Linked DNA regions of Homo sapiens: region 1 is linked to region 2. Evidence: read pairs that join two places in POLR2A ChIA-PET (ENCODE). Cell type or tissue: IMR-90. All regions are shown on one strand. Each heading gives the region's core, and the rest is flanking DNA. Links, peaks and the distances in the headings are about the cores only. Region 1 overlaps SYS1-DBNDD2 (SYS1-DBNDD2 readthrough (NMD candidate)). Region 2 holds the start of TNNC2 (troponin C2, fast skeletal type).

The links. Peaks named below come from ENCODE experiments on the same cell type or tissue, not always from the same donor. Only the 100,000 strongest peaks of a DNase experiment are listed, where the experiment ranks them.
Region 1: POLR2A ChIA-PET joins it to region 2 with 13 read pairs; 3 of 35 experiments call an interaction of 5 or more read pairs at or near these places.

What each region holds. Positions count from the first base shown.
Region 1 is chr20:45,392,273-45,406,773 of GRCh38, forward strand. The region is part of intron 3 of SYS1-DBNDD2 (SYS1-DBNDD2 readthrough (NMD candidate)); the gene reads left to right. It overlaps LOC107985404 (a long non-coding RNA gene), which reads right to left. Exons shown (of 5, transcript XR_007067608.1): 2 at 13,842-14,160; 3 at 13,445-13,548; 4 at 6,507-12,035; 5 at 2,216-2,296. It also overlaps a transcript of DBNDD2 not described here. Among named protein-coding and RNA genes, the nearest start is that of DBNDD2, 8.8 kb to the right of the region's middle. In IMR-90, for the core only: no CTCF peak of the experiment used is centred there; a DNase peak (open chromatin) is centred at 10,849; H3K4me3 peaks cover 1,184 bases.
Region 2 is chr20:45,817,670-45,832,775 of GRCh38, forward strand. TNNC2 (troponin C2, fast skeletal type) reads right to left here and starts at 9,643. Exons shown (of 6, transcript NM_003279.3): 1 at 9,577-9,643; 2 at 7,114-7,165; 3 at 6,826-6,969; 4 at 6,623-6,737; 5 at 6,322-6,458; 6 at 5,545-5,710. The coding sequence starts at 9,579. The coding sequence ends at 5,679. RefSeq lists enhancers at 946-1,594, 2,891-3,538. In IMR-90, for the core only: a CTCF peak has its summit at 6,763 (motif pointing right); no DNase peak of the experiment used is centred there; H3K27me3 peaks cover 158 bases.

The sequences.
Region 1 (14,501 bases), core at 6,502-14,501, 420 kb before region 2:
TTAAATATGACTGAATAGTATTCTGAGGCACTGCCTTAAGTCTTTCTGAGATGTTAACAAAATATTTTACATTAATATTCTTTTTTTTTTTTTTTTTTTTTTTTTTTTTTGAGACAGGGTCTTGCTCTGTCGCCCAGGCTGGAGTGCAGTGGTGCGATCTCGGCTCACTGCAACCTCCGCCTCCCAGTTTCAAGTGATTATCCTGCCTCCGCAGTAGCTGGAATTATAGGCATGTGCCACCACGCCCAGCTAATTTTTTGTATTTTTAGTAGAGATGGGCTTTTACCATGTTGGCCAGGCTGTACATTAATATTCTCAGTTTCATATTTGGACCAGGCTTTCCTGGCAGTGCCCTGTATTTGAGTTTTGCTAGGAAGCCATTTTTAAATTTTACTATCATCTGCTATTTGGAGAGGATAAGCATTTTCTAAATCATGAAGTCTTAGCTCTTTCATGTTTAACATTCTTTCCTTTTAAAAAGTTCAGCGTTTTTCAACTCGAGCCCTATTGATATTTCAGCTAGGATAATTATTTGATGTGTGTGTGTTTGGTGGGGGGATTGGGGTGGTTTGAGGGGGGCTGCCTTATACATTGTAGGATGTTTAACAGCATCCTTGGCCTCTGCCAACTAGATGGCAGTAGCAACCTCCCCAGCTTTGACATCTAAAAATGCCTCCAGACATTGCCAAATATCCCTTGGGAGGCAGTGTCACTCTCACTGGAGAGCTCTTGCTTTAGTTTATCCCTTTGCTCCTCCCTTTCACTATAGGCAGCAAGAAGAAAGCAGGTGGCGCCTTTAACATTTTGCTTGGAAATTGCTTTACTTAGATCATCAAATTCATTAGGCACATTTTCTGTTTTCCACTTTATTGAAGGCAACAGGGTTGCTAATTTTTGTGTCACAGTATAGTTTCCAATAATATTTACTTCACTTGTCTGGGTATGGTGGCTCATGCCTGTAATCCCAGCACTTTGGGAGGCCGAGGCAGGTGGATCACCTGAGGTCAGGAGTTCTGGACCAGTCTAAACAACATGGTGAAACCCCACCTCTACTAAAAAAAAGCCGGGTGTGATGGCATGCACCTGTAATCCCAGCTACTTGGGAGGCTGAGGCAGGAGAATCACCTGAACCTGGGAGGCAGAAGTTGCAGTGAGCTGAGATCAACAAGAGCAACACTCTGTCAAAAACAAAACAAAAAAACAACAAAAAAAACCCCAAAAAACAAAAAAACAGAAAAACAGTATTTACTTCACTTTCCTGCATACCCTCACTGCACCTTATCTAAGGGCCGAGGCTTCTTTAACAGCTTCTTCAAGGTGCTTTAGGTTTTTACTATACTCTTCTCAAAGTCCAATTCTAATGCCACTCCTGCATATTAGAGTACTGTTACAGCAGTACTTTACCCAGTACCAAAATCTTTCTTTTCCCCTTTAAAAATTTTTTTCTTTATATGTTCCAATGAACAGAATTTTAATATGTTACCTATTGCTGCATAATAAACTATCCCAGAATTTAGCATCTTAAAACAAGAAGTATTTACTATCTCAAAGTGCTTGAGTATCAGGAATCCAGGAGTGGTTTAACTGAGTGGTTCTGCCTAAGTTTCCCATGAGGTTTCAGTCAAACTGCTGGCCAGGGCTGTAATTATCCCAAGATTTTACTAGGGCAATTTTATCAATTTCCATACTCAATCATGTGGTTGCTGGCAGGCCTCAGCCTTCATGGGCTCTTGGCCGGAAGCTTCCTTTCCTTGCCATGCGGGCCTCTCTATAGTGGCTGTTGACAAAATGGCAGCTTGCTTCTCCCAGAGTGAGTGACCCCAAAAATAGAGTACACACTAAAGACAGAAGCTGTAGTCTTTTTTTTTTTAATTTGAATTTTAGAAGTGACATACCATCATTTCTGGCATATCCTGCGGGTCACATAGGTAAACTAATGGTGGCAGGAGGCAGACAGGTTCCTAGGTGGGAAGGGGTGGGTCCTTGGTGAAACCCCACCTTCAAGCCAGGGATGACCTGAAGCCTGACAGCCAGGCCTCCAGTTCTGTGTGGAGTCCACTACCTAAAGTGAGAACTTCCTTGATGCCTTTTGGCCAATCAGATGGTGCTTTTTCCTGACCCGGCCAGATTCATGGACTCGTTGGGACTACCTGCCTGCAGATAGGAGCTACCCACTTTGGGTCTCCTCTCCTCTGAGAGCTGTTTGGTCAGCCGATAAAGCTGTTCTCTGCCTTGCTCACCTTCCAGTTGTCTGTGTAACCTCATTCTTCACGGATGCTGGTCAAGAACTCAGGACCTGCCAAATGCGGGAGTAAAAGGAGCTGTAACACTTTCCTGGCCGGCTCGCTGAGGTGCAGGTGGGAGCTAAAGGGGCTGTAACACGTTCCTGGCTAGCTCGCTGAGGTGCAGGTGGTGACACGTTCCTGAACTGCTGGAGTGAAGAGTGGAGACCCTTCTGGAGGCCCAGACCTCGGGATTCTCCGAGCCAGAGCGGTAACACACTAGTTCTCCTGCCCTCTGCCAGCGCCAGGCTGCCACCCCATGCAACAGGAAGCAGTGGCGGGGCCAGGCCAGCCCAGGAGCCACAGGCCGGAGCAGGGTGGCAGGACTGAAAGAGCAGTAACACAAATGGGCTGAAACTCCACCCCCTGAAATACAGCACCCCCACCTCGCTGAGCGGCTGCCGGTGATGAGAAAGAGAGAAGAGCTGCAGCCCTTCTGGGGGCCCAGATCTCGGGGCTCCCTGAGGCAGGGCTGTGACATGCTGTAACACCCTCTTTGGGGCTCTGCAGTTCCTGGTGTCTCAGAGCTTTCAGGTGCCACTGCGTTCCCCTGGTCCAGACGCTGGTGCCTATAGCAGAGGTCGCTTGGGGTAGGTCTGGTCCAGCCAGAGCCTTGCATGGAGCTGGTGCCTGTGCCAGTGCCTGGAGCTGCTCACGTGGCTGCGGCAGCTTGTGTGCCTGGCTCTGTGTGGTGACTGGACCTCACGCTTGCTCACACACCCCCCCACCACTCCATGCCTGGCTTACCCTTGGTAGGCATGGGATCCGGGCTGCACTAGCCAAGCACAGCCTGCCAGGTGAGTGGGCAGAACGAGTGGGCACAAGCAAAACTCCAGCAGAGGCACCACCAGCCACAGAGGTTTTGCACTGACCAAGTGACACCCAAAGGATCCCGTGACATAACCTTGGTACAGTGTAGGAGAGGACTGCCCGGATGTACATGATAGGTGGTAAGGAACATTGGGAGGTGTTTTGTGGCTGACTGTGGCCACAAAAATTTCCATTTTATTCCATCCAATATGTTTTTCTTTTTTTCTTTTTCCTTTTTTTTGTTTTAGAGTCTCGCTCCGTTGCCCAGGCTGGAGTACAATGGCGTGATCTCGGCTCACTGCAAACTCCGCCTCCCAAGTTCAAGTGATTCTCCTGCATCAGCCTCCCAAGTAGCTGGGATTACAGATGCATGCTACCATGTCTGGCTGATTTTGGTATTTTTAGTAGAGACGGGGTTTCACCATGTTGGCCAGGCTGGTCTCGAACTTCTGACCTCAAGTGATCCACCCATCTCAGCCTCCCAAAGTGTTGGAATTACAGGCATGAGCCACTGCACCTGGCTGTTTCTTCTTCTTTCTTTTTTCTTCTTCTCTCTTCTTTTTTCTTCGTCTTCCTCCTCCTCTTCTTCTTTCTTCTTCTTCTTCTTCGACTGAGTCTCGCTCTATCACCCAGGCTGGAATGCAGTGGCATGATCTAGGCTCACTGCAACCTCCGCCTCCTGGATTCAAGTGATTCTTGTGCCTCAGCCTCCCAAGTAGCTGGGATTAGAGGCACCCACCACCACGCCCAGCTAATTTTTGTATTTTTAGTAGAGACGGGGTTTCACCATGTTGGCCAGGCTGGTCTTGAACTCCTGACCTCAAGTGATCCGCCCGCCTCGGCCTCCCAAAGTGCTGAGATTACAGGCGTGAGCCACCACACCCGGCCTATTTTATTATTTTTTTGAGATGGGGTTTCACTCTGTTACCTGGGCTACAGTGCCGTGGTGTGATCTCGGTTCACTGCAGCCTTGACCTCCCAGGCTCAAGCGATTTTCTTGCCTCAGCCTCATGAGTAGCTGGGACTACAGGCATGCACCACCATGCCTGGCTAATTTTTGTATATTTTGTAGAGATGAAGTTTCTGCCAATGTTGCCCAGGCTGGTCTCAAACTTGTGGGCTCAAGCGATCCTCCCAGCTAGTCTCCCAAAATGCTGAGACTACAGGCATAAGCTCCTGTGCCTGGTTCAACACTTTTTTTTTTTTTTTTTTTTTTTTTGAGACAGGGTCTTGCTCAGTTGCCCAGGCTGGAGTGCGGTGGTGGCATCTCAGCTCACTGCAACCTCCACTTCCCAGGATCAAGTTATCCTCCTACCTCAGGCCTCCAAATAGCTGGGAATACAGGCATGAGCCACCATGCCCAGCTAATTTTTATATTTTTTGTAGAGACGAGGTTTTGTCATGTTGCCCAGGCTGGTCTCAAATTCAAGGTCAAGCGATCCACCTGCCTCAGCCTCCCAAAGTGCTAGGATTACAGGCCTGAGCCAGTGTACCCAGCCATGTATTTTCTAATATCCCTTGGACTTCATCTTTGACTCATGTTTTATTTTGAAGTATTGGGATTGTTTTTCAGTTATCTTTCTGTTATTATTTCTATTTAATTCTGTTATGGTCATACAACATAATTTAAATTCTTCTAAATTTGTTGAGGATTGTTTTTGTTGCCCAGAATATGATGAATCTCTCATTGAATGTTGTATGTGCAGTTGAAAAGAATGTTTATTCTGCTGTTGGTGGGTAAAGTGTCATGAATATAATTAGGAGAAATTAATGATAGTGTTAAGGTTTTCTATATCCTTGCTTTTTTGGTGTACTTATTTTATTGATTATTGAGAGAGAAGGGTTGAATTATCTAGGTGCAATATAGATTTTTTCTGTTTCTTATTTCAGGTCTACTGGTTTTTACTTCATATATTTTTGAAGCTCTGTTGTTAGTATATACACTCTTATGACTGTTAAGTCTTCTTGGTGAATTGAACCTTTTATTATTAAATAATACCACTTTTCCTCCCTGGTAATAGTCCTTCTTAAATCTACTTTGTCTGATATTAATACTGTCACTCCAACTTGCTTGGTTTCATGTTTGTATGGTGTGTCTTACTCCATTCATTTTTTTTTTAGGGATCCAATTCCTCTACACATCCTTTTACTTTTAACCCATATATTTCTTTATATTTAAAGTGGGTCTTGTGGACAACATATTATTGCCTCTTACTTTGCTCCCAATCTGCTAATTTGTCTTTTAATTGATTGTCTTTTTACTGATACACTGGATTAAAATCTATCACCTTGTTATTTGTTTTCTAATCTTTCATCTGTGCTTTTTTTCTTTTTTCTTCCTTGATTTGGATTATGTTTCGAAAAGGAAAACTCCCAATCTCATGGGTGCTGCAAGTAGACAAGATGTATTGCATCTGATTGAAATAGTTTATTATTCATAGCACAACAAACAGTGTGAACATCAGCATAGTTGTATTGGTTCCCCTGGTCCTACATTCAACAGATGATGCAGTGAGCCCAGATGCATGGTATTCACACAGTGGGTTTGCATTGTAGCTGAGGGACCTAGGCCCAGCACTTTTTATTTTATTTTATTTTATTAATTAATTAATTTATTTGAGACAGGGTCTCACTGTGTTGCTTAGGCTGCTCTCGAATTCCTGGACTCAAGTGATCCTCCTGCCTCAGCCTCTCAAAGTGCTGGGATTACAAGCATGAGCCACCACGCCTGGTCCCAGGACATTTTTATAGCAAGCAGTAAGCAAGCCTGCCTTGGTCTGAGAAATGATCTCACCTCTCAAAACTCTAGCTGTACTAACAATCCTGAACAAGGACCCAGGTGAAAGAGAGGTCTGGGCCTTGTGATCTTGACATACTCAGCAAGACACGTTGGACACAAGTGGCCTAGGGAGGAAGCCTCCCAACATTAGAAAAAATTATTATATGTACTTGTTTTCATGTTCAACAGTCATTTTAAAAAATAAATTTTATTGTATATGTTTAAGGTATACAACATGATGTTATGGAATACATAGATATAGTAAAGTGATTACTATAGTGAAGCAAACGAACATATCCATCATCTCACATAGTTACCTATTCCAGCATTTTTATGATTCCATTTTCTATTATTGGCTTGTTACTTACACCTCTCTAAAAAAATTTTTTTAGTGGTTGCTATTGAATTTACTATATCTTTAATCAGTCTATCTTCAAATAATGTTATACCACTTCTTATATATCATAAGGACCCTTTAACAGCATATTTCCCATTCCTCCATCTCCTCATTTTTACTGTTGTTATTGTCATACATTTCACTTTTATATATGCTATGAGGCCACAATGCATTGCTTTAGTAAAGCAGTTACCTTTTAAAGTGAGTAAAAATGAGAAACAATGTCTCTTATATTTACCTTTATTCTATCTGTTTCCAGAGATCATCATTTCTTTATGTAGATCCAAGTTTCTCTCAGGTATCATATTTCTTCTGCTTACAGAACGTCCACTGGTAATGAATTTTCTCTCTCTCTTTTTTTTTTTTTGATCTGAAAAAGTGTATTTCCTTCATGTTTGAAAGATGTATTTGCTAGGTATAGAATTCTGGATTGGCAGTTTTTTGTCTTTCAGCATTTTAAAGATATGACTCTATTATCTTCTGGTTATATAATTTCTGATGAGAAGTCTTCTGTAATTCTTTGTTCCTCTGTAGGGAGTGTGCCTTTTTCCTCTAGATGCCTTCAATATTTTCTCTTTATCTTTGGTTTTCAGCAATTTGAATATGATATATTAGGTTGTGTTTGCATGTGCTTCTTTGTTGTGTTTGTATATTGGCATTTAATCTTTTCTGGATTCTGTGAGTTTCTTGGCTCTGTGGTTTGATATCTTTCATTATTTTTGGAAAATTATTAGCTATTATATCTACAAATAAATATTGTATCTACATATATATATTTTTTTTTCTCTGTTTCTTCTCCTTCTGGGATATGAATCACTTATATGTTAGCGCTTGGATATTTGTTCTGGTTTTTGTTTGTTTGTTTCACTCTTTTCTTTTTCTGTTTCAATTTGAGTATTCTCTATTGACCTATCTTCAAGTTCACTGGTTATTTCCTCAGCTATGTCGAGTTTACTGATTGATATAGTTTGGTTGTGTCACCACCCAAATCTCATCTTGAATTGTGGTTCCCATAATCCCCACGTGTCATGGGAGAGACCAGGTGGAGATAATTGAATCATGAGGGTGGTTCCCCCATCCTGTTCTCATGATAGTGAGTTAGTTCTCACAAGATCTGATGGTTTTATAAGGGGCTTCCTCCTTCCCCAGGCACTTCTCCTTGCTGCTGCCACATGAAGAAGGACGTGTTTGCTTCCCCTTCCACCATGATTGTAAGTTTCCTGAGGCCTCCTCAGCCCTTTGGAACAGTGAGTCAATTAAACCTCTTTTCTTTGTAAACTACCCAGTCTCAGGTATGTGCTTATAGCAGTGTGAGAACAGACTAATACAGTAAACTGGTATTGGTAGAATGAGGTGCAGCTATAAAGATACCTGATAATGTGGAAGCAGCTTTGGAACTGGGTAGCAGATAGAGGTTAGAACAGTTTGGAGGGCTCAGAAGAAGAAGGAAAATGTGGGAAAATGTGGAACTTCCTAAAGTCTTAGAGGGCTCAGAAGACAGGAAAATGTGAGAAGGTTTGGAACTTCCTAGAGACTGTTGAATGGCTTTGACCAAAATGCTAATAGTGATATGAACAATGAAATCTAGGATGAGGTGGTCTCAGATGGAAATGAGGAACTAGCTGGGAACTGGAGTAAACTTCACTTTTGCAATGCAAAGAGACTGGTGGCATTTTACCCCTGCCCTAGAGATCTGTAGAACTTTGAACTTGAGAGAGATGATTTAGGGTATCTGGCAGGAGAAATTTCTAAGTGGCATAGCATTCAAGAGGAAGCAGAGAATAAACTTTTGGAAAATTTGCAGCCTGATGATGTGATAGAAAAGAAAAACCCATTTTTTTCTGGGAGAAATTCAAGCCCCTTACAGAAATTTGCATAAGTAACAAGGAGACAAATATTAATCACCAAGACAATGGGGAAAATGTCTCCAGGGCATATCAGAGACCTACACAGCAGCCCCTCCCATCATAGGCCCAGAGGCCTAGGAGGGAAAAATGATTTCCTGGGCCAGGTCCAGTGCTCCCTTGCTGTATGCTGCCTCAGGACTTGGTGCCCTGCATCCCAGCCACTCAAGCCATGGCAAAAAGGGGCCAAGGACAGCTCGGGCTATTGCTTCAGAGGGTGCAAGCCCCAAGCCTTGGCAGCTTCCATGAGGTATTGGGCCAGCAGGTGTGCAGAATGCAAGAATTGAGGTTTGGGAACCTCCGCCTAGATTTCAGAGGTTGTATGGAAATGCGTGGATGTCCAGGCAGAAGTCTGCTGCAGGGGCGGAGCCCTCATGGAGAACCTCTGCTAGGGCAGTGCGGAAGGGAAATGTGGGGTCAGATCCTACACACAGAGTCCCCACTGGGGCATTGCTTATGGAGCTGTGAGAAGAGGGCCACTGTCCTCCAGACCCCCGAATGGTAGATCCACCAACAACTTGCACTGAGTGTCTGGAAAAGTTGCAGACACTCAATGGCAGCCATGAAAGCAGCAGGGAGGGGGTCTCTACCCTGCAAAGCCACAGGGGTGGAGCTGCCCAGGGCTGTGGGAGCCCACCTCTTGCATCAGTGTGACCTGGATATGAGACCTGGAATCAAAGGATATTATTTTGGAGCTTTCAGGTTTAATGACTGTCCTATTGGATTTCAGACTTGCATGGGGCCTGTAGCCCCTTTGTTTGGGCCAATTTACCCCTTCAATTTCTCCTATTTAGAATGAGGGTATTTACCCAATGCCTATAACCCCATTATATCTAGGAAGTAATTAACTTGCTTTTGATTTTACAGGCTCTTAGGTGGAAGGGACTTGCCTTGTCTCAGAAGAGTCTTTGGACTTGGACTTTTGGGTTAATACTGGAATGAGTTAAGACTTTGGAGGACTGTTGGAAGCACATAATTGTGTTTTGAATTGTGAGGACATGAGATTTGGGAGGGGCTGGGGCAAAATTATATGGTTTGACTGTGTCCCCACCCAAATCTCATCTTGAATTGTGGTTCCCATAATCCCCACATGTCATGGAAAGGACCAGGTGAAGACAGTTGAATCATGGGGGTGGTTTCCCCCATCCTTTTCTTGTGATAGTGAGTTACTTCTCATGAGATCTGATGGTTTTATAAGGGGCTTCCCCCTTCGCTGGGCACTTCTTGCTGCTGCCATGCGAAGAAGGACGTGTTTGCTTCCCCTTCTGCCATGATTGTAAGTTTCCTAAGGCCTCCCCAGCCCTGTGGAACTGTGAGTTAATTAAACATCTCTCATTTATAAATTACCCAGTCTCAGGTGTGTCTTTGTAGTAGCGTGAGAAAGGACTAGTATACTGATAAGCCTGTCAACAGCATTCTTCAAATCTGTTATATGTATGTGTTTTTTCTTATTTCTAGCATTTCTCTATGTCTCTTTTTTTGTAGTCTTCATATTTCTGCAAAAATTCCCCTTTTGTTCTTTCATATTGTCTACATTTTCCACAAGAGCCTTTCATATTCACGTATTACTTATAGTTGTCTTAAGTTCTGTGTCAGATAATTACAGCATCTGCATCTTGCACCTGGTCTTGCTTTCTCTCTCTCTCTCTTTCTCTTTCTCTCTTTCTCTCTTTAATATAGAAACAGGGCCTTACGATATTGCCCAGACTGGTCTTCAGACTCCTGGCCTCAAGCATTCCATCTGCCTTGGCATTCCAAAGTGCTGGATTATAGGTATAAGCCACCACACCTGGACTGCTTTGTCTCTTGACAGTAGGTTTTTTTGGTATTTTAAAAGTTGTGTGTGTGTGTGTGCGTTGTAATTTTTGTTTGTTTGTTTTTGAGATAGAGTTTCACTTTTGCCAACCAGACTGGAGTGCAATGGTGCGATCTTGGCTCACTGCAACCTCTGCTTCCCAGGTTCAAGCGATTCTCCTGCCTGAGCCTCCCAAATAGCTGGGATTGCAGGCACCCACCACCATGCCCAGCTAATTTTTGTATTTTCAGTAAAGATGGGATTTCACTGTGTTGGCCAGGCTGGTCTTGAACTCCTGACATCAGGTGATCCATCCACCTTGGCCTCCCAAAGTGTTGAGATTAGAGGCGTGAGCCACTGCACCCAGCCTGTGTTGTAATTTTTTATTGAATTTTGGACACAGTGCTTATAATAGTAAGGACTGAGTTCATTATTATTTATGCCTGGAAATTGTCGTATCTCTTCTTCTCTTAGGCCATTAGTGTGGGGGATTCAGTCAGTTTTTTCAGGAGTTGAATTAGGTTTGAGTTTTGTTGTTTCTATGATTACTTCAGTGTCTATATCTCCTACAAATTTTATGTAGTCATGCTAGCTATATTGGGTCTTTAGTAATTCCATAAAAATTTTGGCCTGGCATGTTGGCTTACACCCATAATCCCAGCACTTTGAGAGGCTGGAGCAGGAGGATCACTTGAGGCCAGGAGTTTGAGACCAGCTTAGACAACATAGCAAGACCCTATCTCTAACAAAAAATAATAATAATAATAAAATAAAATTAGCCATGTGTGGTGATGTGCATTTGTAGTCCTAGATACTTGGGAGACTGAAGTGGGAGGATACCTTGAGCTTAGTGAGTCATGACTGCACTACTGTGCTTCAGCCTCTGGACAGTGTGAGACCTTGTCTCTGAAAAATAAAAACATAAACATTAGCTGAACTCTTCTAACCTACTTGTAAGGAGAGCTTGTCTTTCTCTTGCTACACAACTGAGTGAGTGCCTGCATCCCGTCACTTCCTGGAGGCTCCTGTCCTTCTTTGGAATGCTGGTTAATTGGTTGCTCTGCAACCTTAGGTCTCTGATAAGTTTGACAAAAGTTGTGATTTTGTAAATTACCCAACAATTTTTAAAAACTGTTATTAGTTTGATAATGATGCTCTTCCCAGGTTTCTGCATCCTAGATGGAAGCCGGAGTCTCAAGCCGTCTACCTTTTCACGGTGCTATTCAACGTTTTGGCCACCTACTCCTGGCCTGCTGCTTGGGTCTTTCTTTTGGGTGACACCCTTCCAGTTTAGCCCCCTGAAATATTTTCAGGTTAGATGTTTCCCCCTCTCCATTCCTTCTTTATGGCAAATATCTGACAAAGAGAAGGGACAGAGGTTCCTGATCTTTCTTCATCTTGGGCTCAAAATAATCCATGGAGTCGTGTTCTGAAGGATACATCTGGGCCAGGCGCAGTGGCTCACGCCTATAATCCCAGCACTTTGGGAGGCTGAGGTGGGCAGATCACTTGAGGCCAGGAGTTCAAGACCAGCCTGGCCAACAGGGCAAAAACCCCCCTCTACCAAAAATAGAAAAATTAGCCAGGCATAGTGGAGTGCACCTGTAATTCCAGCTACTCAGGAGGCTGAGGTGGGAGAATTGCTTGAATCCAGGAGGTGGAGGTTGCAGTGAGCTGAGATGGTGCCACTGCACTCCAGCCTGGGCAACAGAGCAAGACTCTGTCAAAAAAAAAAAGGGATACATCTCTGAAAATGGGGACATGACTGGGAGTGAGCTAAGCTCTTATCCACTGTACTCCTGACTTGGCCCTCATTTTCTGTGCTAGAAAATTAGATGAAGTATCTACTCTATCCATTAATGAGAAATAAGAATCAAACCAACCCAATGAAATAGTTCTTAGAAGATGAAAACTACAACAGGATAAAAGGGGAACAGGCACAGGATAAAAGGGTTGTAAGCACAGTCTCTAGAGGCAGTCTACCTGGGCTTAAATTCCAGGTCCATCACTTACTAGCTGTAGGGCCTGGGACAAGTTCCTTCACCTCTCTGTATCTCAACTTCTGTATCTGTAAAGTGGAAACAGCAAGAGGATTAAAAGGGTTAATTTTTGTAAAGCACTTATAATAGTGACTGGCACATAATAAGCTCTGTGGAAGTGTTAACAATTAGGGCTTACTTCCTATAATTTCAGAAATTTGTGGAAGACAGCAGTTCCCTCCCTTTCTCAGAACCCATTACCATCAAAACAGCTAACGATTACTGAGCATTTCCAAAGTGCCCAAGTCCTGTAACTAACCATTTTATATAAATTATCTTATAAGAGGGAGGGATTAATTATTCCTCTTTAGTAGGTAAGAGATCAAGGATCAGAGAAGTGTTTACCCAGCTGGCTAGAGGAATCAATAGGTTTACAACCCAAGAGGGTCTGACTGTATTGCCTGTGCTCTTAACCATTGCATTTGTTGCCTCCCACAAACTAGTTTCCATGCTTGTAAACTAGTGGGAAAATTGCATGCTGTATTTATCTCACAGGGTTGTTTTGAGATCCCAATAATGTTAAGAGGCAGTGCTTTAGTGTACAGAGTGCTGGTCCCCTGACAGGGAAACCTGAATGTGTCAATGATTTGTTCACACTTCCCTCCCTCTGCACATGCCCTTCTCCCTCTTTTCTGCTTGTTGAACTCATGTCTTCAAGACTTAGCTCAGATATCAGCGTCCAGATTTTATTCTAACAGTGGAGGAATTTAGGCAACGCCGCGTGGCGGGGGGGTCGAGGGGGGCACACCAGACTTGTGTTCTGAAATGACAGCTGACTTGTAATGCAGGGAATGGAGTGTAGCCGGGCCAGAATGAGTACAAGAAAACCAGATAGGGCCGGGCGCGGTGGCTCACGCCTGTAATCCCAGCACTTTGGGAGGCCGAGGCGGGTGGATCACGAGGTCAGGAGATCGAGACCATCCTGGCTAACAAGGTGAAACCCCGTCTCTACTAAAAATACAAAAAATTAGCCGGGTGCGGTGGCGGGCGCCTGTAGTCCCAGCTACTCGGGAGGCTGAGGCAGGAGAATGGCGTGAACCCAGGAAGCGGAGCTTGCAGTGAGCCGAGATTGCGCCATTGCAGTCCGCAGTCCGGCCTGGGCAACAGAGCGAGACTCCGTCTCAAAAAAAAAAAAAAAAAGAAAAGAAAACCAGATAGAAGGTTACTGCATTAGGAGCCCAGGCGGGAGGTGGTGGGGCAAACGGAAGGAATGGTGGACTGGAAAGATATTTAGGAAAGAGAATCGACAGGAAATGGAGGTGTATTTTAATATAGGCAGCGAGGGAGAGGGAGGTGGCAAGGATGACTCCTAGTTCCTGACTTGCTCGCGGATGTTTGTCGAATGAATGATCCAGTGACCCCAAGGCAGAAGTATCTCAGAGAGATCCCCCCACTCCCCTCCCCGCACCCGTCACCACGCTGCCTTCGGAGCTCTGACCGTAAGGGGGTGGATGGAAGGCAGGAGGAAGGGAATGGCCACGGAGTCTTGGTCCAGGAGCTGCTAGACTGGACACTTCTAGCACTGGTCTGAGCCAGGAGACGCTGCGAAAAGAGGGCAAACGTTTCTCCTCTCGCAGTTGCCGCCTCGCCCCTCCACCCCCGCCTGGCCAGCAGCGCAGCGCCCCTCTTAGCACCGTGGAGGTGCTGGCTCCTTGCCGGCGTCGGGGGGCGCGGCGTAGCGGCCCACCCTTCCAGCTCTGACCCGCCCGGCCGGCCCGGCGCCCACCCCGCCCAGTGTGCTTGGTAGGTTGGGCGGCGGCTCTGTCTAGTCCCAGAGCCAGGAATCAGGGGCAGCCGGGCGAGTCCCAGGGCAGGGGTCCTCCGCCGCCTTGCACCTGCCCTGCTGGGCGGCACCGGGTCAGTGCCCTGCCCCCTCCTGCGGGTCCCAACTCTCTCTTTCCCATCGTGCGTCCTCTGGAGAAGTGCGCGCGTGTAAGTGTGGCGAGTGTGGCCAAGGGTGCCGGAGGCAGGGTTCGGGTGCGTAGTCGTTGCGTGGGCGCTGCCCAAAAGGCGCAGAGCATCAAGTGTGCGTGGGCAGAACCGGCGCGGGCGCCCGCCGCGGGTCTGCGCGGGGCGGGGGCGCAGCAAGTGCATCCGAGCGAGCGGAGACTAGCGCACCGGCGTCGGTGGCGAGGGTGGTGCAGAGGAGTCCGGCTGGGCGGAGGGAGGAAGGATGGGTGCGGGTAACTTTTTGACCGCCTTGGAAGTACCAGTAGCCGCGCTCGCAGGGGCTGCCTCCGACCGCCGGGCGAGCTGCGAGCGAGTGAGCCCGCCACCGCCCCTCCCCCACTTCCGCCTCCCGCCTCTTCCTCGTTCCCGGCTCCCAGGGCCCGTCGGTCCCCCGGGAGCCCTGGAGGCGCAGCCCCACCCCGGCCGGCGCGGCTCGCTCCCACGCCCCCGCCGCGGCCTCGCTGGAGCGGACGGACTGAGTCAGAGGGGGCGCCAGCGCTGCAGGTAGGGGCTCCGGCGGCGGTGGGCGCAGGTGCCGCGGTGGA
Region 2 (15,106 bases), core at 893-8,892:
GCATCCAGATGTGCTCCAACCTTGCACCCAACTCCTTCAGGTCTGTTAGCAGCTGGTTGGTTGTGCAAGCCTGAAGCGGGAGGGGTTTGGGATTGGAAGTTGGGTCCCTTCATGTCTATAATTGTGCTCTTAGGTCTCTCCTCTTGGGTTTTTTCTTAATCTAACATTCATACAAATACACTTGGGATCTTGTTAAATTCTTTTCTGTAGGTGTGAAGTGGAGCCTAAGATCCAGTCTGTTTATTTATTTTGGTTTCTAAATAGTTTCCAAGTGATGTCATTGCTGCGGTCTGCTTAAGAACAAAATTTAGAGCAATGTTCTTAGAATGTGGTCCTTCCAGCAGCAGCAGCATCACCCGGAACTTGTTAGGCAAATTCTTGACCCCAAACTGCCCTCCAGGTTCTGAAGGTCTCCCACGGTTGAAAATCACTAGGTTAGCGGATACTGGAGAAAACCAGAGCTCAGAACCTGGCACTAAATTAGTCAATATATGCTGGCCAGGGCCGGGTGTGGTGGCTCACTCCCTGTAATCCTAGCACTCTGGGAGGCGGAGGCAGGAGGATTGATTGCTTGAACTTAAGAATTCAAGACCAGTCTGGGCAACACAGTGAGACCCCCATCTCAAATAATAAATTTTAAAAGAAAAATAAATAAATCTTGGCCGGGCCTGGTGGTTCACATCAGCAATCTCAACATCTTGGGAGGCCAAGGTGGGAGGATCACTTGGGGCCAGAAATTCAAGGTTATAGTAAGCTTATCACTCCAGCCTAGGCAGCAGAGTAAGACCTTATCTCTAAAAGAAATGTTTCGAATACTAACTGTGGTGGATGTGTTTTCATCTGCCATGTGGTCCTTGGTCACGGTGTTTGGTACCTTAGATGGCCACATGGCCTGCCTTGGGCCAGTCACAGGTCTAAACTGTAGTTCAGATTCAACTGGTGTTGTCTGGAATTAATCACTGGGAGAGAGTAAAGTTATTTTACTAATGGGGTTGCTAAAAGAGAAGGGAGTCAGTCTCAGCTGCTGGGGGAGCCCGCTGCAGACGGAAGAAAGCCAAGTAGAGACAAACAGCTGGGAGTCGGAGAGATGACATTAACTGAGACTCTGGCCTCCAGTTCATGCTTTGCCATCCCAGTTCGATAAACTAACAAATCCCTTTTTGGTTTAAGTCCGTTTGATTTAGATTTCTGGCACTTGCAACAGAAAGAAGCCTGGTCAGGAAGTATTTGAATTTCTGGTTATTATGATTCCCATTTTATTGAATTCCTACAAGACAAAGGCCCTCTGCTTGGGGCTGGGGACAAAACAGGGAAAATACAGCTCTGCCCTTAAAGAGGCTGGAATTTGGGGGACAGACAGGCCCATCAACAGCGGGGACTGCGGAATAAGTGCCATACAGCCCAGTTATTAAGCTCAGACCAGTCTGGGCACGGTGGCTCATGCCTGTAATCCCAGCACTTTGGGAAGCCAAAGCGGGTGGATCACCTGAGGTCAGGAGTTTGAGACCAGCCTGACCAACATAGTGAAACCCCGTTTCTACTAAAAATACAAAAAATTGGCCAGGCATGGTGGCGAGTGCCTGTAATCCCAGCTACTCGGGAGGCTACGGCAGAAGAATCGCTTGAACCTGGGAGGCGGAGATTGCAGTGAGCCGAGATCGTCCATTGCACTCCAGTCTAGGCAACAAGAGCAAGACTCCATCTCAAAAAAAAAAAAAAAGAAAAAGAAAAGCTCAGACCAGGTAAGCAGAACTGTTTCAGGATCCTGGCTCCACCTCCATGTTGCCCGTAAACATGTAGGCAGTTACATTTAACCTCTCCGTAAAATGAAAATACTGGTACCTACCTCATAAGACAGTGGAAGGACCTTAGAACAATGCCTGGCACATAGTAAGCACTGAATAAATGTTGGTGCTGAACTCACATATTGCTATGTAAGTTCACAGGTGGAGCACCCAATAGAATAGGAGGGTCAGGGAAAGGTTTTTGGAGAAGGAAATTGAGCCCTGAGGGAGATGCACATTCCTTGGATAGCAAGAAGTTCAGGAGTATGTAAGGAGAGGAATACAGAGCTAGGCGTGGTGGCTCACGCTTATAATCCCAGCACTTTGCAAGGCTAAGGCGGGCAGATCACCTGAGCTCAGGAATTCAAGACCACCCTGACCAACATGATGAAACCCCATCTCTACTAAAAATATAAAAATTAGCCGGGCATGGTGGCAGGCACCTGTAGTCTCAACTACTCAGGAGGCTGAGGTAGGAGAATCGCTTGAACTCGGGAGGCGGGGGTTGCAGTGAGCCGAGATCACGCCACTGCTCTCCAGCCTGGCTGACAAGCACAAAACTCTGTCTCAAAAAAAAAAAATAATACAGGATGGGGAAGTCGCATAGATGTCAGGTCATGATAGGCTGGAAGGCCATATTAAGGTACTTGGGCTAGCCTTGGTAACAAAGTGAGACTCCATCTCTACAAAAAATAAAATAACTAGGGGCTGAGAAGGGAGGATCACTTGCACCTAGGAGTTCGAGGCTGCAGTGAGCTATAATTGTGCCACTGCACTTCAGCCTGTGTGATAGGGAGATTCAGTCCTTAAAAAAAAAAAAAAAAAAAACTTGGACTTTATCTTGAGGCAACAGCCAGCTAATGAAGCCTTGAGCAGGGCAGTGACGTGATCAGATTTTTTTTTTTTAAATTTATTTTTTGAGACGGAGTTTCACTCTTGTTGCCCAGGCTAGAGTGCAATGCTACGATCTCTGCTCACTGCAACCTCTGGCTCCCGCATTCAAGCGATTCTCCTGCCTCAGCCTCCCAAGTAGCTGGAATTACAGACATGTGCCACCACACCTGGCTAATTTTGTATTTTTGGTAGAGACGGGGTTTCTCCATGTTGGTCAGGCTGGTCTCAAACTCCCGACCTCAGGTGATCCACCCGCTTTGGCCTCCCAAAGTGCTAAGTTTACAGGCATGAGCCACCACGCCTGGCTTATGTTATTTTTTAAGACAGAGTCTCACTCTGTCACCCAAGCTGGAGTGCAGTGGCGCAATCTTGGCTCACTGCAACTTCCACCTCTTGGGTTCCAGCGATTCTCCTGCCTCAGCCTCCCAAGTAGCTAAGATTACAGGCATGTGTCTGGCTAATTTTTACATTCTTAGTACAGAGGAGGTTTTTCCATGTTGGCCAGGCTGGTCTCAAACTCCTGGCCTCAAGTGATCCGCCTGCCTCGGCTTCCAAAGTGCTGGGATTACAGGCATGAGCCACAGCACCCAGCCTCCATCTCTATTTTAAAATATGTATATATTTCAAAAAAAAAAAAAAAAAGACATCCAGGTAGAACCAATAACAGGTAGATGGCATCAGAATTAAGAGCCTTGTTCCCGTGCACACCACATAGCACATGGCGATACTACCTAGGTTATTATCTGGGTGCCTGTGTACTTCACCTCCCTAGGCCTTAGTTTTCCAACTGTAAAATGGAGATAACAACATCTGCCTCTAGGGATGTTATGTGAGTGAATGAGACAATGTCTGTAAGACATAGTATACAGTAGGCACTCAGTAAATAGTAATGATTACCAAACCCCAGCACTGATCCTGGCTGGAAATAAAAACAGAAAAACATGAATAGGACAAAAGAGGAAGAGAAAAAGACAGATGGAGAGGAAGAACTAAAGCAATGAGTAAGGTGACAATAGAGGCTGGGCACGATGGCTCATGCCTATAATCCCAACACTTTGGGAGGCCAAGGTGAGAGGATTCTTTGAGCTCAAGAGTTTGAGACCAGCCTGGGCAACATAGTGAGACCCCATCTCTGCTAAAAATAACAAAAACTAGTGGGGAGGGGTCACCCATTTATAGTCCCAGCTACTCGGGAGGCTGAGACAGGAGGATTGCTTGAGCCCGGGAGGTCAAGGCTACAGTGAGCTGTGATCACCTACTGCACTCCAGCCTGGGCAACAGAGCGAGACCCTGTCTCATTTAAAAAACAAAACAGAAGGCCAGATGTGGTGGCTCATGCCTGTAATCCCAGCACTTTGGGAGGCTGAGGCAGGCGGATCACCTGAGATCAGGAGTTCAAGACCAGCCTGGCCAACATGGCGAAACCTGGTCTCTACTAAAAATACAAAAATTAGCCAGGCATGGTGGTGGACACCGGTAATCCCAGCTACTCAGGAGGCTGAGGCAGAAGAATTGCTCGAACCCAGGAGGCGGAGGTTGCAGTGAGCTGAGATCGCGCCACTGCACTCCAGCCTGGATGACAAGAGCGAAACTCTGTTAAAAAAAAAAATGCTTGCTATGTGCCAGGCACTGCTGTAAGCACTTTGCACACACTAACTTCTTCTCACAACCCCGTGTTTACTATCACTATCCCCATTTTACAGATGAGGAAACTGTGGCACAGAGTGGTTTAGCTTGTCACAGGCAGTGAGCACTCACACACAGGCATTCTGTCTCTAAAGCTAAACTACCCCTACACTTAATTAGCTGCCATCTGATACCTGTTGTATACGAATTGCTATGGCAGCAAATAGCCAGTGAGGGCAAGGTTCAAGGGAGGAGATGGTAGTTGAGCTGGGTCTTGTAGGTTGAAGAATCTGCCAGCTTATAAGAAGGACAAGGGCATTCCAGGGAGGGCAAACAGCATGTGCAAAGTACCAAGGGCTTGAAAATGCACCCCAGGTCCATATCAGGAATACATTGCCCAGTGTGGCTGCAGCCCTGTGAGGACTATGGGAAGAAAGAGAGGGAGGGAGGGAGGGAGGGAAGGAATTTGGATCTCATTGTAGAAGCAGTGAGGAGCCTTGAACTACTTTCAACAGGGCAGTGGCCAAGTCAGATATTTTAGCTCGCTGCTGCTGATGGCCCTCTGTAGAGCGCACTGGCAGAGACCAGGTGGAGGCAGGGATCTGGGGTCAAATGATGAGATCAGAATCTCCTTAGTGGGTGCCTCCACCCTCCCCTACAACCACCAGTACAATTTGAGGAGTAAGCACTTGGAAGAACAGAAGAAGTAAAAGGTCGAGCAGAAACAATGCTGCCTGGCATGGATGGGCACCTACTTCCCCTCTCCCCAGCTAGGGAGCCTGCAGAAGGTGGCAGCTACGACAACATCTAAGACGCAAACGTTCCAGAAAAGGATGGTGGGGAAGTGAGGGAGCTTCCCGGCTCCCCAGGGTTCTAGCCTCTCCCACCCCCTCACCCTACCTGCCGTCTCAGGACCCCTCCGCAGTCCGCCGGCTCACCCTGACTCAACTCCAAGCCCCTGCAGCCTCCTGGAGCCACCACTGCCTGTCCGCCAAGCTGTGCACGCCCAGCGCCAGCTGTCAGGAGCCGGCTGCAAACCTGCAGAGCGAGTCAGCGCCATCGAGCACTCGCAGCCGCCGCCTCGGGCTCCAGGGCCCAGCTCCCTTCCACATCCCGCCGCTCAGACAGCCTCTCCCGGGGATCCCCAAGGGTGCTCCGGGTGGTGCCAGCCGGGATGGCGCCCTGGACCACAGCCCTTGCGACCTGCTGTCCTCGGCTCTCCCCTCATTCAGGCCACGAGTTTTGGAACATTTGCTTTTATTCCTTCCAGACAAAGACCCACAAGGGGTCGCGCCTCCCTGGTGGGGACCCGGCAGGGCGGAGTCTCCCACACCCTAGGGACACGCGATCTTGGTAGAGGCGACTGTCCACTCCTTACTGCACGCCCTCCATCATCTTCAGGAACTCTGAGGGAAAGGAGAGGGAGAGGGTCAGGGGTCCCACTGGGGACGCAGAGGCCAGGCCAGGGCTCCAGCCACACAGAGGGGATGACTTTTTGTTTTTGTTTTTGTTGAGACAGAGTCTCACTCTGTTGCCAAGGTCGCCAAGGTCTGTCACCCAGGCTAGAGTGCAGTGGCACAATCATAACTCATTGCAGCCTTGATCTCCTAGGCTCAAGCGATCCTCTTACCTCAGCCCCCGGAGCAACTGGGACCACAGGTGTGCCACCACACCTGCCTTTTTATTTTATTTTATTTTTTGTAAAGACAGGGTCTCACTATGTTGCCCAGGCTGGTCTCGAACTCTTGGCCTCAAGCAATCCTCCCACCTCATCCTCCCAAAGTTCTAGGATTTTACAGTCCTGAGCCACCACGCCCCCCTGCCTGGTCATTAATTGATAAACTGCACAGAGTCGTGGAGCGCTTCTATACCTGCCCCCAGGAGACTATGGGGAACTTGGTGAAGTTACGCCCAGCCCAGCCCACAAGGCCAAGGACACTGCACCGGAGCCAGGCACCAGTGCCCGCCGTCCTCTGGGGCTCCCACCCGCTCTTCCCAAGCTCCCGTTGGCCCTCACCGTCGAAGTCAATGCGGCCGTCGTTGTTCTTGTCGCCGTCTTTCATCAGAGATTCGATCTCCTCGTCCGTCACGTGCTCCCCGGAGGCCCTGAAAATCTCAGCCAGCTCCTCCGGGTCGATGTAGCCGTCTGCATTCCTTCAGGTCCGAGGGACAGGGCAGGGCTCAGGGCCGGGGCGAGCTGCCCTGGCCACCACACTCGACGCCCCGCTTCCGCACTCCCAACACGGGGAAGCTTCCAGCGCTGCCGGCCGGGTTCTGACTGCTAAGCCCCTCCCTCGGCTCCCGGGCCCCCAGCGCACCTGTCGAAGATGCGGAAGCACTCGGCCAGCTCCTCCTCGCTCTTCCCTTTCGCGTCCTCTTTCATCTGGCGCACCATCATGACCAAGAACTCCTCGAAGTCGATGGTGCCGCTGCCTGCGGGCAGCAGGTGGCAGACTGAGCCTGAGCCCAGCCGCTGCCGCCTCTCCCCACCATCCCCTGCCTCCGAGGGACACCCGCTCACCGTCCTCATCCACCTCCTCGATGATGGCGTCCAGCTCCTCCTTGGTGGGTGTCTGGCCCAGCATCCTCATCACCGTGCCCAACTCCTTGACGCTGATGTCCCCACCACCATCAGCATCAAACATGTCAAAGGCAGCCTTGAACTCTGCGAGGGAGGGCAGAGGGCAGAGGTGAGGCCTGCTGGACTGTCAGCCTCACACCTACCCCCCCCCAACCCCCACCCTGCCTAGAGGCCAACATGTCCCCAGCATACATCCACCCAGCCCCCAGCCTGCCGCGCCTCACTCACCAGCGATCATCTCTTCGCTGAGGTAGGACCTGGCCTCAGCCTGCTGGTCCGTCTGCAGGAGACACAGAGAAAGTCTGAGCTGAAGAGGCAGCCCCAGAGCAGTTCCTCACCTCAAAGCCATTCTTCCCAACCCCCACTCTGTCAGCGCCCTTGGTTCTCCAGAAGAACAACTTCAAACTTGTCACATAATTGTGTGCCCGCACAGCACCCAATCACAGTTTTGTTTTGTCTCGTTCTGTCACACATGCTGGAGTGCAGTAGTGTGATCATAGCTCACTGCAGCCTCAACCTCCTGGGCTCAAGCAATCGTCCCACTTCAGCCTCCTGAGTAGCTGGGACTATAGCATACACCACGCCTAATTTTTAAAATTTTTTGTAGAGATGGGGTCCCACTATATTACCCAGGCTGGTTTTGAACTCCTGGGTTCAAGTGATCCTGCCACCTCGGCCTCCCAAAGTGCTAGGATTACAGGCTTGAGCCACTGTGCCCAGCTTCTGACCCCAGTTTTTGTTTTTGCTTTTTGTTTTTGTGACAGTCTCGCCCTGTCGCCCAGGCTGGAGTGCAATGGCGTGATCTCGGCTCACTGCAACCTCCACCTCCTGGGTTCAAGCGATTCTCCTCCCTCAGCCTCTCGAGTAGCTGGGATTACAGGCATGCGCCAACACGCCCAGCTAATTTTTGTATTTTTAGTAGAGACGAGGTTTTACCATGTTGGCCAGGCTGGTCTTGAACTCCTCACATCAGGTGATCCGCCCACCTCGGCTTCCCAAAGTGCTGGGATTACAGGCGTGAGCCACCATGCCCGGCCTGACCCCAGTTTTTTTTGTTTGTTTGTTTTGTTTTGTTTTGAGACGGAGTTTTGCTCTTGTTGCCTAGGCTGCAGTGTAATGGCACGATCTCAGCTCGCCACAACCGCAACCCCCACCTCCGGGGTTCAAGCGATTCTTCTCCCTCAGCCTCCCGAGTAGCTGGGATTACAGGCATGCACCACAACGCCCGGCTAATTTTGTATTTTTAGTAGAGATGAGGTTTCTCCATGTTGGTCAGGCTGGTCTCGAACCCCCTACCTTAGGCGATCTGCCTGCCTCAGCTTCCCAAAGTGATGGGATTACAGGCGTGAGCCACCGCGCGCAGCCTGTGACCCCAGTTTTGAGCAAAAGAGAGGAGACAACAAGTTAAGCCCAAGGCCTTCTCACTTGTCAATTGAAGGCCAAGTCGGGAACCCCCCCCACCCCCCAGTGACCTTAGGCACGTCAATTAGCGTGCCTTCATCTTTTCTCTGTAGCTTTTCAGGGATGAGATATCAGGGGTGTGAAAGGGCTTTGTAAAGGGCTAGCACCATTCCAGCACTATTTTCCAGTTTTCTGCAGCTCCTAATGGTGCCCGGTACTTTAATAGTTGCTCAATAAAATGTTTGTTCTCAAATAAATAATAATGCAACACAAAGTTATTGAGTACTTGCTGCATGTCAGGCCACAGATCAGGCACTGGAACCACAAAGAAGAGATAAAAGACACATCATCCCGCCCCTCAGAGAACTGGCAGAGTCGGAGGCTGTCAGCTTCCTTCTTAGGATTCAGTCATTGGAGAAAAGGCCCCTCATGGGGGGCCGAATGTGATGGAGGCCTTGACATGAAAGTGAGATTTCTGCAGGGGTTTCCACGTCATATCCAAGCCAGGCCATCTGGGTCAGAGGCTTTGGATTGAGGCTGGCAGTGAGGACAGGGTGAGGCTTCCAAGGAGCTCTTCAGCCAGCTGGCCACCAGTGCTCCTCCTTCTCCCCCTCCTTCCTCTCCTCCTCTTTCCCTATGCCAGGAGGGCAGGCTATTTTTAGTCAGGCATGGGCAACAGCAGCTGGCCTCTGGGATCTAGTTACTCCTTGAAGTGAAGTGGGGAGGGGGATCTCAGACCAAAACAACAGCTCCAAATCAGAAGCCCTCTCTAGGAGAGCGGAGTCTCTCTAACTCTGGTCTGTCATCTTCTGCCCCTTCCCATCATCCTCAGGGCTCCCAGAGCCCTGCATCTGAGCAGGCCCCACGCCCTGCCGGCCTCCCGTCTTCTGGAGGAGGCTTTCTTCTCTCCATGATGATAGGAGGGTTTGGCCAGGCTTCTGGCTCACCCCTGCCACTGGCCTGCTGGGTGACTCACTCTGACCCCTCAGAGTCCCCACTGTGTGAAGGAAACAAGCTAAGAGCTCTTCACAGGTCTATGAATGACACTGCTGGAAGTTTCCAGAAGTGAGTAGGCAGTCAGCAAGCCTTAAGGATCAATCTCTGGAATATCCCAGCCCTCCCCTTTCAAGAAAAGTCAAAGGCCTTCCTCCAAGACACCTGGGTTCCAGGAACCTCCATGCTCCAACCTCAAACATCCAAGTTACTGCCCCACAGAGCACCCAGGCCTGGCCTGAAAGGGGTCCAGAGTGCTCCCGTGAGTAAAGGCACAAAGTCCCCTCTTGTCCTTACCATGGTTGCTGGTGACCGGGACTCCTCTGTTGCAGGTCGCCTCCTTTGCACTCCACCACCCAAAGATGACCTGGCCTGCTCTAGCCCCCGGGATTTGTAGGGGCACCCTCCCCTCCCACCTCCCTGCTCCCCAGCACTGGAGACCCTGCCCAATCAGATCCTGGGGTCAGCGAGTCCCACCCCTCCCACAGTCTGAACCCATTACCTAATTTAGCCAAGGGCCCTTGCAGAGAAATTTAAGCCTCCAAGCAGGTGGCAGGCCTTGACGTCCTAGATTCTTGTGAGGAAGGCCTGCCCTGTTCCACTGCCTTGGAGTCCCCCCGACCGAGGAAGCACACTGGCTCCAAGATGGTAAGGATGATCAGAGTAGTAAAGGGTGAGGCAGCATGGTAAAATGGGGAGAGTACAAGCCTTGAAGTCCAAAACCCAAGATCCAAGGCCAGCCTCTGCGAGTTGTGTGACCTTGGGCCGGTAGCAGTGCCTCTCTGAGCCATTTCTTCATCTGTGGGATTGGACCTGTCTGTGGGGTCTCCCTCACAGAGAGACCATGGTAAATGGGAACCCGGGTATAAGTCACCTAGCTTGTGCTGGGTACACAGCGTTGGTGCTTGGCAAGAGGAATGTCCCGTCTTTGAACCATGGTAAGGGGCAGGGGATAGGAGGAGAAAGTGACAGGTAGGCCACTGTTTACTGAACCCCATGACGTGCCACACACTGTGCTAAGCATTTTAACATGATCTCATCTAGTGCTCCTCCTATGAGGTAGCAACGATTATCCCCACTTGACTGCAGAGCTTTGTAAATTATAAAGGTCTATACTCACTCTGTCACCAAGGCTGATGTGCAGTGGTGCTATTATAGCTCACTGCAGCCTCTATCTCCTGGGCTCAAGTGATCCTCCCACTTCAGCCTCCCGAGTAGCTGGGACTAGAGGTGCACCACCACCCCTGGCTTTTTTTTTTTTTGTATTTTTATAGAGATGGGGTTTCACCATGTTGCCCAGGCTGGTCTCGAACTCCTAGGCTCAGGGGATCCTTCCACCTTGGTTTCCCAAAGTGCTAGAATTACAGTCATGAGGCACCATGCCCACCCATGTTGATGATTCTTATTATTAATCCTGACTGGAGGGAAGTTGGGACAGACAGTCCTTGGGGCACCTGTCCAGATGGAAAAATGTATGGAGGGATGGAGGAGAGGAGGATGTGCATTTGGAGGAGAAATAATCATTGAAAGCAAAGATCCTTCTCTGAAAGTTACCTTCTCCAGGGAAAGGGTGTTTGGATTCACTTTTTTTGAAGTAAGGAGTAGGCAGGGGAAGGTTCTTTAAGTGGTAAAAGGACAGCTGGCCCCTTCCTAGAGCTCAGTGAAGAAATCTGGTCATCTGGGGAGTAAAGGGGTGGGCAGACCAAGTCCAGAGGGAGCCCAACCTGAGAATCCACAAGGTGCAGGCTGGGCACTGGGGAGTAGGCAAGGCTTGTAGACAGTGGCTACGTGGACAGAAAGAGCACCAAGACAACCGATAGCAGGCTCTGGGGCCAGGAAAGGGGGGCTGGACACCAAGGAATGCAGATGGACAGTGGCAACTGGGCTGCCCCCTTCCCCTATATATAGACATTCCCAAGGAAAGCTCAGCAGGGCTGGGCCAAGCTAAATAAGGCCTCCCCCAGGCAGGCAGGGTGCCAAAGGGTGAGGGAGACCCATGGGATTCCAATTTAGTTTTTATTGTTTTTTGGTTTTTTGGGGTTTTGTTTTTGAGACAGACTCTCACTCTGTCACCCAGGCTGGAATGCAGTGGCACAATCTCGGCTCACTGCACCCTCCGCCTCCTAGGTTCAAGTGATTCTCATGCCTCAGCCTTCTGAGTAGCTAGGATTACAGGCACATACCACTACGCCCAGCTAATTTTTGTTTTTGGTTTTTTTTTTTTTTTTTTTTTGAGACAGAGTTTTGCTCTTGTTGCCCAGGCTGGAGTACAATGGTGCAATCTCGGCTCACCACAACCTCCGCCTCTTGGGTTCAAGCAATTCTCCTGCCTCAGCCTCCCGAGTAGCCGGAATTACAGGCATGAGCCACCATGCCCGGCTAATTTTGTATTTTTAGTAGAGACAGGGTTTCTCCATGTTGGTCAAGCTGGTCTCAAACTCCCAACCTCAGGTGATCCGCCCACCTCAGCCTCCCAAAGCACTGGGATTACAGGTGTGAGCTACCACACCCGGCAAATTTTTTACTTTTTGTAGAGACAAGGTTTCATCGACCGGGCACGGTGGCTCAGGCCTGTAATCCCACCACTTTGGGAGGCTGAGATGGGCGGATCACGAGGTCAGGAGATCGAGACCATCCTGGCTAACACAGTGAAACCCCATCTCTACTAAAAATACAAAAAAATTAGCCGGGCATGGTGGTGGGCGCCTGTAGTCCCAGCTACTTGGGAGGCTGAGGCTGAGGCAGGAGAATGGTGTGAACCTGGGAGGCAGAGCTTGCAGTGAGCCGAGATCACACCACTGCACTCCAGCCTGGGCAACAGAGCAAGACCCCGTCTCAAAAAAAAAAAAAGTTTCATCATGTTGGCCAGGCTGGTCTCAAACTCCTGACCTCAAGTGATCCGCCTGCCTCAGCCTCCTAAAGTGCTAGGATTACAGGCATGAGCCCCTGAGCCCAGCCTTTGTTCTTTTGTTTATTCAAGGGATTAGGTAAGGCCCAAATTGCTTAATGTAGCCAAGCAAGGTCCCATTGGCCCTTCTAATCTCACTCCTTCCCTCCACATCATGTTGCTGTCTGCTCTGATCAGACTTTAAAATACTGCTCTAGGCTGGGCACGGTGGCTCATGCCTGTAATCCCAGCATTTTGGGAGGTGCAGGCTGGCAGATCACGAGGTCAGGAGTTCGAGACCATCCTGGCCAGCATGGTGAAACCCTGTCTCTACTAAAAATACAAAAAATTGCTGCTGGGTGTGGTGGTGGGCGCCTGTAGTCCCAGCTACTTGGGAAGCTGAGGCAGAAGAATCACTTGAACCTGGCAGGCGAAGGTTGCACTGAGCCAAGATCATGCCACTGCTCTCCAGCCTGGGCGACAAAAGGAGACTGCATCTCAAAAAAAAAAAAAAAAAAAAAAAGACTACTCTAAACACCACCTTCTATGAACCTTCAAGCCTTTGCACATGCTGTTTTTTTCTGCCAGAAACTCCCATCTTTCCTCTCTTCATCTGTCTACTTCCCTATCATCTTTCTAAGCTCTAACATCACTTCCTCGGGGATCCTTCCCCCACTGTGTCCAGACCAGGGAGTCCAAGGTGGTCTCTAGTAGTTTCCTCAATCATAGCACTGAGCATACCTTATGCTCACAACCCATTCTATGTTCTACAGATCATCACATTTCCCAGTGCTCAGCACTTGCTATGTAGCAGGTGTTCAACAGATATTATATTCTACATAAGAATAACTGAACTGGATGGTATTTAGTTCAATATAAGGGGGAACTTCCTAATAGTCATAGTTGAACAATAATGGGAACAGGTGGCCTCAGGAGGTAATGAGCTCCGTATCACTGAGTATACCCAAACAGGAGCTAGATGACCATTTCTCAGGGAGGCTGTAGGGAGATATCCATACAGAATTTAAGAATGGGGGCAGTGGCTCACACTTTTAATCCTAGCACATTGGGAAGCTGAGGCAGGTGGATCTCTTGAGCCCAGGAGTTCAATACCAGCCTGGGCAACATGGCGAGACGCTGTCTCCAATTAAAAAATTAAAATAAAACAAAGAATGGTGGGTGGTAGCTCATACTTGTAATCCCAGCACATTGGGAGGCAGAGGTAGGAGGATCTCTTCAGGCCAAGAGTTCAAGATCAGCCTGGGCAACATGCAACCCCACCTTTACAAAAAATAAAATACTAGCCAGGCATGGTGGGCACATATCTGTAGTCCCAGATACTTGGGAGGCTGAGGTGGGAGAATCACTTGAGCCCAGGAGTTTGAGGCTGCAGTGAGCTATGATCGCACCCCTGCACTCCAGCCTCACAACAGAGTGAGACTCTGTCTCTGAAAGAAGAGGCCGGGCACGGTGGCTCATGTCTCTAATCCCAGCACTTTGGGAGGCTGAGGCAGGTGGATCATTTGAGGTCAGCAGTTCGAGACCAGCCTGGCCAACATGGTGAAACCCCATCTCTACTAAAAATACAAAAATTAGCCGGGTGTGGTGGCACATGCCTGTAATTCCAGCTACTTGGGATTACTTGTAATTCCAGCTACTTGGGATTACTTGAGGCAGGAAAATCGCTTGAACCCAGGAGATGGAGGTTGTAGTGAGCCAAGAGTGTGCCATTGGACTCCAGCCTGGGTGATGGAGTAAGACTCTGTCTCAAAAAAAATAAAATAAATAAAAATAAATAAAAAAGGAAGAAGAAGCAGGAGGAGGAAGAAGGAAGCAAAAAGAAGAAGAAATAATAATAGTGGAGAATGCGCAACCTTCAGATCTCCTAGTTCTGACTGTTTATATGACCCAGCATAAGCCCTTCCCCTCACTAAGCCTCAGACTACCTATCTGTAAAATGGAGGTGATAGGCCAGATTTCTGAGGGGCCCTCCTGCTCTAACAACCCATGGTTTCATGAAGACCAGCTTTGTGCCCAGACATGTAAGGCATATACCGAAGGACAAGTTATTTTTTAACCAATGGTTGGTGAATGAGTGAGTGTTGAATTAATGAATGAAGTATGCCTTTTTTGTCCCAATATCTTGCCCATAAGCCAAATGAAGAGTAATTCGAGGTTTGAAATTGTGCAAACTGGCCAGGCACAGTGGCTCACGCCTGTAATCCCAGCACTTTGGGAGGTAGAGGCAGGTGGATCACTTGAGGCCAGGTGTTCCAGATCAGCCTGGCCAATATGGTGAAACCCCACCTCTACTAAAAATACAAAAATTAGCCGCATGGTGGCACATGCCTGTAGTCCCAGCCACTCAGGAGGCTGAGGCAGGAGAATTGCTTGAACCTGGGAGGCAGAGGTTACAGTGAGCCAAGATTGCATCACTGTACTCCAGCCTGGGCGACAGAGCAAGACTCTGTCTCCCTCTCTAAAAATAAATAAATAAATAAATAAAATTGCACAAACTTAGGCTTAAAATCCCAGCCCCTCTATTTCCCAGATGTGGATCTTGGGGAAGTCACTTTGCCTCAGTTTCTTCATCTTGAAAATGGACCATTAATGTCCAGTTACAGCCTCTTCCCCAGGACGCTGTGAGGGAGAGATGTGACAGTAAAGTGCCTAGAGCAGGATGTAGAAAGTGGACCCTCAGAAAATAAGAACCCCAGCCTTTCTGCTCACATGGGAGGGCAGGGAGCTGAAATACCTTCTGCTTATCCCAAGGCATTTTCCCCCACCCTTCTCTCCTGTGCCACTCAGAAAGGGTAGGAGCTACTTTGGAGAGATTTTGATTTTATTTATTGTATTGTATAACTATCAAAATCTGCCCTAACAACTGATACCTAGGCTTTGTGACAGGAAGCCACAATAACTTTTTCTTGACCTGCAGCT